Linked DNA regions of Homo sapiens: region 1 is linked to region 2. A link is a loop called in an ENCODE intact Hi-C map of the cell type or tissue named here. Cell type or tissue: heart left ventricle. All regions are shown on one strand. Each heading gives the region's core, and the rest is flanking DNA. Links, peaks and the distances in the headings are about the cores only.

Region 1 (5,806 bases), core at 1,098-3,597, 89 kb before region 2:
GTAAGCGTGAGAAACGTGACTGGGGGCTACATACATCAGCTAACAGAACAAAAAGTTTTACAGTGCTTTCTCATACAATGTCTGGAACTTACAGATAACACCAGTAGTTTTGGTCAGGGGTTAATAATATTATTATTATTTTAGCCAGCAGGGCCAGGTGGTGGTGCCAAGGTCGTCTAGCTATTTATCTTACTTCTGTTTCTTTCCAACTTTTTGCTTTCTCCCTTTTCTCCTGTCTTATAAACTAGGGAAAAGGGGAGGTTGGGGAGAAACTGAGAAGGCCAACAAGAGAAGTGGTGGCCTCATACCATACTGTAACATCTGGAATATGAAAAATGAGTTTGAGAGTGAATTGGTTTTCAAACAGAGTCTGTTATTATTTTTCTTTCTTTTAAAAAAATATTTGTATGAGAGACAGGGTGTCACTCTGACACTCAGGCTGGAGTGCAGTGGTGCAATCATAGCTCACTGCAGGCTAGATCTCCTGGGCTCAAGCAATCCTTCTGCCTGGGCCTGCCAAGTAGTTAGAGCTACAGGTACTGGTCAAACTGTTTTTTATTTATACAAATCCAGTTCAGGAATAGATATGTTGGGTAAAGTGATATTTGAGATTCTTTGAGCAAAACAGGATGATATACACTCTACATTTAGGCAGCTCCTCATACAAGTGTGAAACTTACCAAGAATGTTTACAACAACACACTGTAAATATTTACTGAGCAGTTTACACTCTGGCATATAGCATATTTATAACATGCGGGTAGGTTATTTTTAAAAATGTAACAATACATGGGACTGGGCATTGTGGCTCACACCTGTGGTCCAAACTACCCAGAAGGCTGAGGCAGGAGGATTGCTTGAGCCCAGGAGTTTGAGGCTGCAGTGAGCTATAATCACTCCAGTTTACTCCAGAATAGGAAACAGAGTGAGACTCTGTCTCTAAAAATCCAAAGTGGCTATAGAGTAATACATCACTGGTTTCAACACATCTTCTAGTGCCTGCTTTATCTCTAGCTGGCTCTCTGTTGGGCTCCGTGTTGTGTAAAAGCAAATAGTCCCCCGCTGGAGGGGTATAAAATTTGACTGAAAATGCAAACCAGTTGTGCTCATAAAAGTTGGACACAGAAATCATGTACACAGTTTACATAAATCCCAGCACTCCTTCTTCCAAATAGCACAAGACCAGGGAGATCCTGGGGCACAGCACATTGTGAGTGGTGCCTCTCAGCTACAAGACCCAGGGCAGCCCTGATGCGCACTGATACGATGCAGAGGCAGACAGCTGCCATTTATTTATGAAGAAACTGATATGAAATTGCAAACAGAGGCCAGTGCTGCCCAGTGGCTCTCACCCATCACCCCAGCACTTTGGGAAGCCAAGGCGAGAAGATGGCTTGAGCCTGGGAGGTCAAGGCTGCAGTAAGCTGTGATCCTGCCACTGCATTCCAGCCTGGGTGACAGAGTAAGACTCTGTCTCAAAAAAAAAAAAAAAGAAAGAAAGAAAGAGAGGGAGAGCGAGAGGGAGAAAGAAAAGGAAAGAGAGAGAGAGAGAAAGAAAGAGAAAGAGAAAGAAAGAAAGGAAGAAAGAAAGAAAGAAAGAAGGAAAGAAAAGAAAGGAAGGAAGAAAGGAAGGAAAGGAAAGATTGCAAACCACAAAATGATCACAATCAGGCAAAAAATAAATGTACATGGTTAAAAGTGAACAAAGTGTTGCAGTACCCATCTTCTGGAGGTGATTTTTCTTCTTTCTACTTCTGGGCATTTCTAATACAATGAAAGTTTTATAGCAGAAAATTATAAAATAATTCATTTATGTTATTTTAATATAAATAGTCCTGAGATATTCCTCTTTTCAGGGAAAATAGTACTTGGCAAGACAGCATCCTAGTAGCTGTTCTTGGGTTGTTCACGTAATTAGTTGCCAGGATTCTTTTCACTGTGGGGCTTCTTTTGCAGTCTGTCCGTGGATACTGTGAACATCAGGCTACTCGGCCGGGCTCCTGCGCTCAGGGCTTCGAGAAATGCTCATTTTGGGGCTGCCCCTCTGCCGGCCTCTCTGGATTCAGAGGGCAGCCGCTGCTCCTTTTGTTTTGTGGGCCTGGCTCTGGGCCCGGAGCAGCACCTCCCTGGGGAGGCCGCCTTTCCTTCCGCGGCTTCTTCCGTCTCCTCCTGACCCCAAGGTGCCTCCGGCCTCTGCCTCCAGCTAAGGACCTCTGGCCAAGCCTCCTGCCCAGGGAGAGGTGAAGCTGCCGTGCCTGGGTGCCCCGTGGTGGCCGGACACTCCTGGCGGCTGCTCAGTCTTGCACGTGGCTGTGCCAAGCGGGCCAGGCAGCTGCTATTTCCCTCAGAGAAGTTGCTGGCGGCGCTCAGGGAAGGAAGCACCCGAGGAGGCGGAGCGGCATCTCAGCCACAGAGGTAAAGACTCTGTGATGGGCACAGGGCCCCGGGAGGTCCTTTCCACCTGCCAATCGCTGCGCTGCCCCTGCAATTCCCTGTACTCTGAGTGGTTGTGCTAATGTTGCTCATTTGGGGTCAAGGAACAGCCCTGGAGGGGCTGCCCTCCGTCAGGCGGCATGGGGACGGTGAAGGTTCAGCCCACTGTGGCCGCACGCGGGGCCTTCTGCGGGCGAGGCCACGTTTGGATAGGCTGGGCTTGGGATGGGCAGCTGCTCTTTCCCCTGGACAGAGTGGAACAAGCTCCAGTGGGAAGGTCACAATGGGAAAAAAGAAGCAAAGTGACCCTCAGTATGTGGAAGAGATACTCTCAGAGGCAGGGAGAGGCAGGTGCCCCGCAGGTGAGGAGCTCTGCGCCCAGGAGGCTTCTTGCTGGATACTCGACGGCATGATGTGTTGAGGTGTTAAAATGTGGCATTCCTGGATATGTGGTGGGGGCTGCCCTCGGGTAGCCAAACCCATGAGATGAATGGAGTCTGTCCCAGAGCAAAGGCGAGAGTGAGATGGCCTTTTCCTCCCGAACTCCAAGGCCAGGTCATCTTTGGAAAATTGTGAAGCTCGATGGTCCACCTCTACTCCTGAGTAAATCAGACTTTCAAGAAGGGCACTGTGTTCCCCTCAGACTGAAAAGAATCCCTGGGTCTCTTGTGTGTTCTGCAAATGTTGAGAGAATTGTGGATCGACATTCCGCCAGCTTCTCTCACTGAGCTGCCGTGTGGCACAGGGAGAAGTAAGGCCATTTTGTGCTGGTCAGAGGGTGTGTCTAATGACAGTTCTGAGGGCAGGCTCATATTTTTATTTTTATTTATTTATTATGATTATTTTTAAAAGACAGGAGATTGCTCTGCTGCCCAGGCTAGAGTGCAGTGACACAATCATAGCTCACTGTAACCTCGAAATCCTGGGCTCAAGCGATCCTCCCACCTCAGCCTCATGAAGAGCTAGGCCCACAGGCATGCACCATCGTGCCCAGCTGGTTTTATGCTCCTAGTTTTAAAAAGAGACATTTACTTTTCAATGTGTTGTGAAACCTGTGGGTGCCAGGGGCGGTGTCCTGCTCACTATTCTTCCTTTGGCCCAGGGAGCCGCCCGGGAGGGCTCCGGCTGTGCAGGTGCTTCCCCGCTCCCCCCCGGGGGGTTCTCACAGCCACTTCCCAAGTTAACTTTGGTCTCGCAGGAGGCGGCTGAAGGCTTTGAACTTTGTGTTGATATTCGGCAGGTCTCTGTGTTTTGCCAGTTCCCAGTGCCCTGAAAGGGACAGGCCTTAACCAGATTTGGGGCACAGGCCTTGTAGAGTGGCCGTCTGGGTGGCCTCACATCACACGGGGCCATTCTTGGAACAGGCAGGATGAACAGCCTACCTGTTGGGAAGGCATGCTAGCTCCTGCCCCAGGACCTGGGCTGTGGCAGGAGACCCTGAGGCCTCCTGAGAGCTGCAAGGCCTTCTCCATTCCCTGTGGTCACATGGGGACAGGGCTGTGGCTCTGGATATTGGCGGAGGCTCATTGAGGCACTTTGAGACCCCGGGTTCTCCTCAGCCTCCTACTGCTGATTAGCCACGCTGACCAAGCCCAGCCCCTCTCTTGGCCCTGGGTCCCAGCTCCCACGAGCGTTGGGCCCTGGGCTGTCTCAGGTAGCTGTCCCCTGGAGTAGGGAAGGGAGAAGGTGGGGGGTGGAGAAACTCGGGTACCTGCCCAGCAAAGGGGGTGCCCACCTGCCCTGAACCCCAGAGGGCAGAAGGCTCGTGCCCAGGGAGATGCTGCACCTCCTTCACCTTCTAGGACAGCTGTCATGTCACTCTGTGGCCCAGCCTCAGCCTCAGAGCCCCACTGTCCCCCAGCGAAGACTAAGTGTGTGATTCAAGCCACTCTCTGAATGTCCCTCAGTGATGCCATCCCATAAGACCTGGGAATGGACACTGCATTCTCACCTTCCCTCCCCTTCCCCTCCCCACTTCCAACTGCCGTCTCTTCTCTGCCCCCCCTTTCAGAGCATTCTCCCCCCAGGGGCACTGTGTGCAGCACTCTGGGGAGCACCATCTACACAGACCCCAGGGAGGGGTGCTCCTGGGGGAGGCATTGCAGGGGCCCTGCCTGCCCCTCTGCAGCTGGACTCAGGCCCCTCACTCCAAGGGACCGGCTCTTGACCCAAACCCAGATGCTTCCCTGGCCTCTGCACGCAGCAGTGTGCACACGGGGCAGTGGCGCACCTCCTCCCTGGAGCTCTTTCCCTCCGGGCTTCTGTGGCACCTCACACTCTCCTGCTCTCCCCCTCACTTTCTGCCAGTCCCACCTCTTACCCTTGGAGGGCTCCTGACTGGTACAGACACCCCAGGGTCTCCATGGAGCCCTAGAGTTGAAATTCCATTTGTACCAAGCCTTCTGCATCTACGCTGGAGAATGGACCTCTCTTCCCTGCTCCAGGTTCACAGTGCCCCGCCCACCATCTCCCCTGGGATGCCTGGGGAGGGCCCAATGCAACGTCACCCCTCGCTAACCTGCCCAGACTGTCCCACTGCCACCAATATCTAGGAAAGCAAGGCCACCTGCAAGTCCTCTTGACTCCCACGGCTGTACATTCACACCTGCCACACACACACCTGCCCCACAACCACCACACCTGTGCTGACCACGCCCACGCCGGCCACACACACACATCCAGATTCCCAGCAAATCCTGTTGGTTGCAAAATAGATCCTGTGTTTGATGCCTTCTCAATGTCCCTACTGTCGCACGGCCCAAGGCACCAGTCCCTCCTGGACGCTCACCATAGCCTCTAATCAGACTGTCCCTGAGACCACTCTGTCCCTCACACAGTGGCCACACAGCAGCTAGGGACACTTCCCCCTTTTGCTATGAAAAAGTTCAAGCACTCATCAAAGTTGAAAACCCAGATACCCACCACCTAGATTCTCCCATTAATATCGTCGTAGACTCACGTTACCACCTCTCTGTCCTTCCCTTTACCCATCTCCCCATCTTGAGTTCATTTTTTAGAGGCAGAGTCATGCTATGTTGCCCAAGCTGGTCTTGAATTCCTGGCCTCAAGTGATCCTCCCTCCTCAGCCTCCCCGTAGCTAAGGACTAGCTGGGACTACGGGGATCCACCACATCGGCTCATCTTGATTTAAACAATGTATTTCAAAGTAAGTTGCAGACATCAGTACCTTTCTACCTAAACACTTCAGCATTGTATGTCATTAACTGGAGTTCAGTATCGTTTACGGTATTTTTCTTTTGAGGTAAAATGTACATATAATGAAATGTGCAAATCCTGGCCATATATTCCATGAGTTTTAACAAAGGCATATACACTTGTGTGACCCAAACTCCTACTAAAACATTGCCTGTTA
Region 2 (5,806 bases), core at 1,931-4,430:
GATGGATTTACAGCTGAATTCTACCAGAAGTACAAAGAGGAGTTGATACCCTTTTTTTTGAAACTATTCCAAACAATTGAAAAGCAGGGACTCCTCCCTGACTCATTCTATGAGGCCAGCAGCATCCTGATACCAAAACCTGGCATAGATACAACAAAAGAAGAAAACTTCAGGCCAATATTCCTGATGAACATCGATGCAAAAATTCTGAATAAAATACTGGCAAACTGAATACAGCAGCACATCAAAAAGCTTATCCACTACGATCAAGTTGGCTTCATCCCCAGGATGCAAGACTGGTTCAACATATGCAAATCAATACACGTAATTCACCACATAAACAAATCTAAAGACAAAAACCACATGATTATCTCAATAGATGCAGAAAAGGCCTTTGATGAAATTCAACATTGCTTTATGTTAAAAAAAACTCTCAATAAACTAGGTATTGAAGGAACATGCCTCAAAATAATAAGAGCCATTTATGACAAACCCACAGTGCACTGAGATGGTCCCTCTGCTGGCCTTGCCTCCCCCACTAAATTGGAAGCCACTCTGCTTCTTCCCGCGCATCTTAGCCTCTGAGACCCAGAACAGCCTGACTACTGCACAGCCAAATGGACAGACAGACCGACTCGAGGGCTGGGGCCAGGACGTCCCTCTGAGGACACATAAGGGCAGGTGGGCAGGCACTATGGGGGAAGAGGAAGGGGCAGCAGGGATGGGTGGGAGCTCAGGCAAGCTGGCAAAGCATCCTCCCAGCTCTGCTCCCAGTTATTCCTCTTCCCTCTCACTGTGCTGGCCCGCTGAGGCTTATGAGACTAGGGGACAGGAAGGTTCCCTCCTCAGTGGCTCTGACCCAAATGGCACTTCTGGAGGGCCCCGAAGCTTCCTTTGTGTGACTTCAGCTCCCTGTGCATTTTGGGGGAGGCAGGTTGTGGTGGTGAGGCTCGCACAAGCCCCGCTAAGGACAAGTCGCTTTGTGGAGAGTTGACACACAGCACCCTTCCACTAAAGCAGTAGCCCTCCGGGCTCTGCAGAGGCTGGGCCTCCCCAGTGTAGGGAAGCCTGCATGGCAGGATGTGGCTCCCAGCATGATGGAGGCCAGGTCTCAGGACACCGGCAGACCGCCCTGAGCTCCTGGGTGCTGCCCTGTGGCTGGAAGGCGCCTCCTCTGCACCCTCAGGCCTTGCCCTAGGTACCCCTCTGAGAAGCCTCCTGGGCTTCCACAGGCTGGGCTGGCCCTCCCCAGTACCCTCACCACCACCTCATTGTCCCCTAGCGTGATGTTCTACATCCAGGGGTGCCCTGAGGGTGGGGACCACACTTTGAGCTGCTGCCCAGTGTCATTGGCTCAGGGCACATGGACCATGGACCCCGGGCCTGGTGCAAGAGCTGACAAGCCCACATGCTGCAGGAGGCCGACAGCTGGCTGGTTCCTCGGGGTCTCACCCTCAGGAAAATTTTTGTCTTCCCCGCTTTCCAGTCTTTGTCTGTCCGCAGCCACACGTCAGTGATGCCCAGGGTCATCTGGCGGAGCTTGCCTTGCAGCTGCCAAGACCAAACGGGGGTATCGGTGGGAGGTGGGGCAGAGACCCCTCGGCGGCTCTCTGGGGGTGGTGTCTCCCTCCTTCTCCCACAGGCTCCCCCATCAGGGGCTGCCGCCCACCCCCGCCCAGGCACAGGCACAACGGGAACCTCGAATAGGGGTTGGGGTGAGGAGGGAACTCGGGGCCCGGGGCCTCCATGTGCTGTGGGACTCGGCCCAGGCCAGGCCCAGCCTCAGGATGGCTGAGGGTTCCAGACAGGACAGGAAGAACCTCGGGCCCCAGTAGCTTTCTAGCCACACCTCGGCTCCCTGACGCGGTAGGAGAGAACGTGTCTGCTGTACAACTACAGACATGTTCCAGAAGGAACCGCTGCGGCCGCCAGCTCTCCCAGACCCCAGGGAAAGCCCCCTCACTTCCGCGGCGCTGGGAGAGGGAGAGGGTAGGGTGGGAGGAGGAGAGAGGGAGGAAGGACAGGGCTCATCGCAAGGCTGGGGCCGGGGAGGGCAGCGGGAGACCCCCTCGGTACTGGGGGCTGGAGGTGCCAAGGCCGAGGGGAAGGCCGCGGATGGCCAGAGGTGACCGTCCCCGAGGGGCGCTGACCTGCATCCGCATGGCGTTGGGCAGCAACACGCCGAACCTCTGCGAGAACTCCTCGAACGTGTAGCGGATGGGGAAGCCCGACTTGCGGATGTGCACGGTCTCCATCATGCCCGAGTATCGCAGCTGCCGCAGGCACAGCTCCCGGTCGAACAGCTGTGGGCGGACACCGGGCGCTGACCCAGCGCAAGCCCCACTTTCCAGCCACCCCCCTTCCCGGCACCCCACCACCGGGCACGGGCCCACAGCCAGAGGTCAGTGTGTCCAGCCCCCCGCCCCGCCCACCCCCACTGTCCTCCAGAGATGGAAGAACTAAACAAATGCGACTTCAGTAAGGCTACATTTTGAAGAGAGTAGTGCAAGTAGTTGAAAAACCCGTAATGTTGTCAAGGAGATAAAAGTCGATAGCATGGAAACTGTGGCACCCACAGAAACACAGCACTCCCATCACTGTCAACTACTCGAAGCGCTGTGAATGTAAACGTCCTCTGCACATGCCCAGTTTAAAATGCTTTTTTTAAAAAAATTTTTTAAATTTTATTTATTTATTTTTTTGAGATGGAGTCTCGTTCTGTCGCTCAGGCTGGAGTGCAGTGGCACGATCTCTGCTCACTGCAACCTCTGCCTCCTGGGTGCAAGCGATTCTCCTGCCTCAGCCTCCCGAGTAGCTGGGATTACAGGCGTGTAGCACCACGCCCGGGTAAGTTTTGTATTTTTAGTTAAAGACGGAGTTTCACCATGTTGGCCAGGCTGGTCTCCAACTCCTGAGCTCAAATGATCCGCCCGCCTTGGCGTCCCAGAGTGCTGGGATTACAGGCCTGAGCCACCGCGCCTGGCCCAGTTTAAAATGTTTTTAAGCGCCCCTTGCCTACATAGGTCGGGGTGGAAAGCTGCCCCGCAGGCACTTGCAGTTTCATGGTGCCTCCCTCACAATAGTTAAATGAAAAAATAAATCTACTCAGAGGCAGAAAATATCCTAATCAACTTAGTCTCTCCCTCCCTGGAGATGGAGGTCAGAGTGAGACCTGGAGTGGCTGGGGCGGAGGAGTGGAGGGCCTTTGGCCCCAGGGAGCTGAGCCGTCTTTTGCTTTGAGGCGAGTGTGACTGGCAGAGAAATGGCATGATGTCCTTCCCTGGGGTGTCAGGCTTCAGCAGGGGTTCCAAGACTCTGCCATGGCTTGGATTCTAGAGAGCCCCTCTCCACCTACAAGCCAGGAGTCTCTGAGGGACCCTGGGGAACGCCCTCTGATGTGGCAAACCCACCAGCAGGCACTGTTACCCCACCTGCAGGGTCACAGCGCCAACTGCTGGTGGGGTCCAGGCCACACTGAGCTTAGCCTCGGGTAAGTGTTTAGCTGCGCTTCACTGACGATTTCCTATGGGCCTGGTGTTTCTCACTGAATCTTTACAACATTCCTACCTGGTGGGGGTGATTGGCTCCAACTTAAAGATGAGGTGCTGAGGCATAGGGTTTTGCTTCTAAGGGGCTGAGCCTGGGTTTGAACCCTGAGCAGCCACCAATGAGAGATATCCCAGCCAGAGGCACTCTTAACCCCCGAGCTTCAGCCTCAGGCCTGCCTGCCTGTCCTGCAACTCCCAGCTCCCAAGGTAGGCAGGGTCTGAACGAGCCAAGGGTCTCTGGGAGCCCAGCTACTTCTCCCAGCAGTTAAGGAACAAGATAGGTTATCTCACATCTGCCTATTTTGCCTTCAAGGAAGATGCAACCTAGATTTCATAAGGCAAGCCTCATTTTATTTTTTTAGAGACAGGTCTTGCTCTGTCACCCAGGCTGAAGTGCAGTGGTGTGATCATAGTTCACTGCAGCCTTGACCTCCTGGGCTCAAGTGATCCTCCTCCCTCAGCCTCCTGAGTAGCTGAGACTACAGGCACATACCACCATACCTAGCTAATTTTTATACTTTTAAATTTTTTTGCAGAGATAAGGTCTTACTATGTTGCCCAGGCTTGCCTCAAGCAATCCTCCCGCCTCAGCCTCCCAAAGTGCTGGGATTACAAGCGTGAGCTACTGCACCCAGATCAAACTCGATTTCACATAGTTTTATTCTTTCCAAAAAGCATTTAATTTCATGTAATATTTTTATTCCCTTATGGGGATAAAACCATTTTATATTGTTTCAGCTGATGTCTCCTAGTTTGGGGAATCCCTGCATATGCGGCCTCTGGGTGGGACTCCCCACCCAATGGAGCAGGGACTCCGTTGTGGGCAGGGAGTGTGGGCTCTCACCCCCTCACCGTCTCACAGCAGGTAAAGCTGACTGTCTGCAGGGCTGGTGAAAGGAGTGGTGTCAGCCTCTAAAGTCCTATTACTGATTTCTGCCTTTGTTGAGTGTGGTTTACATATGGGACATGTACTGCAAACCTCATGTCCAACCCTCAGTGCATTCCTGCAGGCAGGAGCAAGTCTGACTTAACAGAAGGGAAAACTGAGGCTCACAGCAGCAAAGAGCCAGGCCAAGAACGCACAGAAGATGCATGGCGGAGCTAAGGGAACTGAGGTCTCAGCAACCCAAAGCTCTGCAGGTCACTGACCTTCACATGACCTAGTCTGGTCACCTTACCCCAGTGTACTTATCTGTAAGGTAGGGGCAGTAACAGCTCTAACGCTAGCCAGGCCCTGGCAGAGGGAGTGACCACAACCCTAGAGGCCATCAGCCTCCTCCTCCTCCCTCCTTTGCTGTGCCCCAGCCTCCTGTCATTACCAGCGGCTTCTTGTACTCATTAGGTTTGATGCAGCGGATGAAGTAAGGCTGGCAGTTGGTCAGGATTTTCATCAGCTGGTCCAGAGACTGTTTGAACTGGCTTCCTAAGGTGGAGGGCCGTTTATTTGAGTCTGCAGACTGTGAATGGAAGCACAGAGCACAAGTGGGTCTCAGGAGCCATGTCCTGGGACAGCTGACCCTGTAGGCCAGCAAGGGTTGCGGCCAAGGCCCCACAGGTGGGGTGGTGCATCTACCTATTCAAGAATCCACCCACCCACCCATCCATGTATCCATCCACCCACTCACCCATCCACCCACCCCTTCACCCATCCACTCACACACCTATCCATCCACCCACCCACCCATCCACCCGCCCACCACCCATCCACCCACTCACCCATCCTTCCACCTACCCAGCACCCATCCACCCACCCACCCATGCGTCCATCCATTCACCCACCCACCCACCCATCCATCCTTCCATCCACTCACCAACCCACATAGCCACCCGCCCATCCATCTATCCATCCACCCTCTCACCCATCCACCCACCCACCCATCCACCCACCCATTCACCCATCCATTCACCCATGCACCCACTCATCCATCCACCCACGCACCACCCATCCACCCACTCACCCATCCATCCACCTACTCACCACCCATCCACCCACTCACCCATCCACCCATGGCCCCACTAAGGCCATGCTCTCCACCCCTCTACCCAGGCGTGGCCCCCACCATCTACCCAGCACAAAGTCACTTCTCCTATCTAAACTCTGGACCCCCCAGATTCCCATTCCCACTCCAAACCCCCTTATATAAGCTGCCACATGCACCCACCCATGCACCCATTCATTCACCATTCCACCCACCCATCCATCCATCCACTCACCCATCCACACAGCCACCCACCCATCCATCTATCCATCCACCCAC

The links. Peaks named below come from ENCODE experiments on the same cell type or tissue, not always from the same donor. Only the 100,000 strongest peaks of a DNase experiment are listed, where the experiment ranks them.
Region 1: it touches region 2 in a loop (4-fold over the local background); 44 of 110 quality-filtered maps call a loop at or near these places.

What each region holds. Positions count from the first base shown.
Region 1 is chr2:127,677,929-127,683,734 of GRCh38, reverse strand. It overlaps a transcript of LIMS2 not described here. Among named protein-coding and RNA genes, the nearest start is that of LIMS2, 5.3 kb to the right of the region's middle. In heart left ventricle, for the core only: no CTCF peak of the experiment used is centred there; a DNase peak (open chromatin) is centred at 2,204; H3K4me3 peaks cover 1,827 bases; H3K27ac peaks cover 1,640 bases.
Region 2 is chr2:127,589,291-127,595,096 of GRCh38, reverse strand. It overlaps MYO7B (myosin VIIB), which reads right to left. Exons shown (of 48, transcript NM_001393586.1): 16 at 4,868-5,005; 17 at 2,151-2,303; 18 at 1,453-1,551. Among named protein-coding and RNA genes, the nearest start is that of MYO7B-AS1, 39 kb to the left of the region's middle. In heart left ventricle, for the core only: CTCF peaks have their summits at 3,239 and 3,447 (motif pointing left); DNase peaks (open chromatin) are centred at 2,325 and 3,436.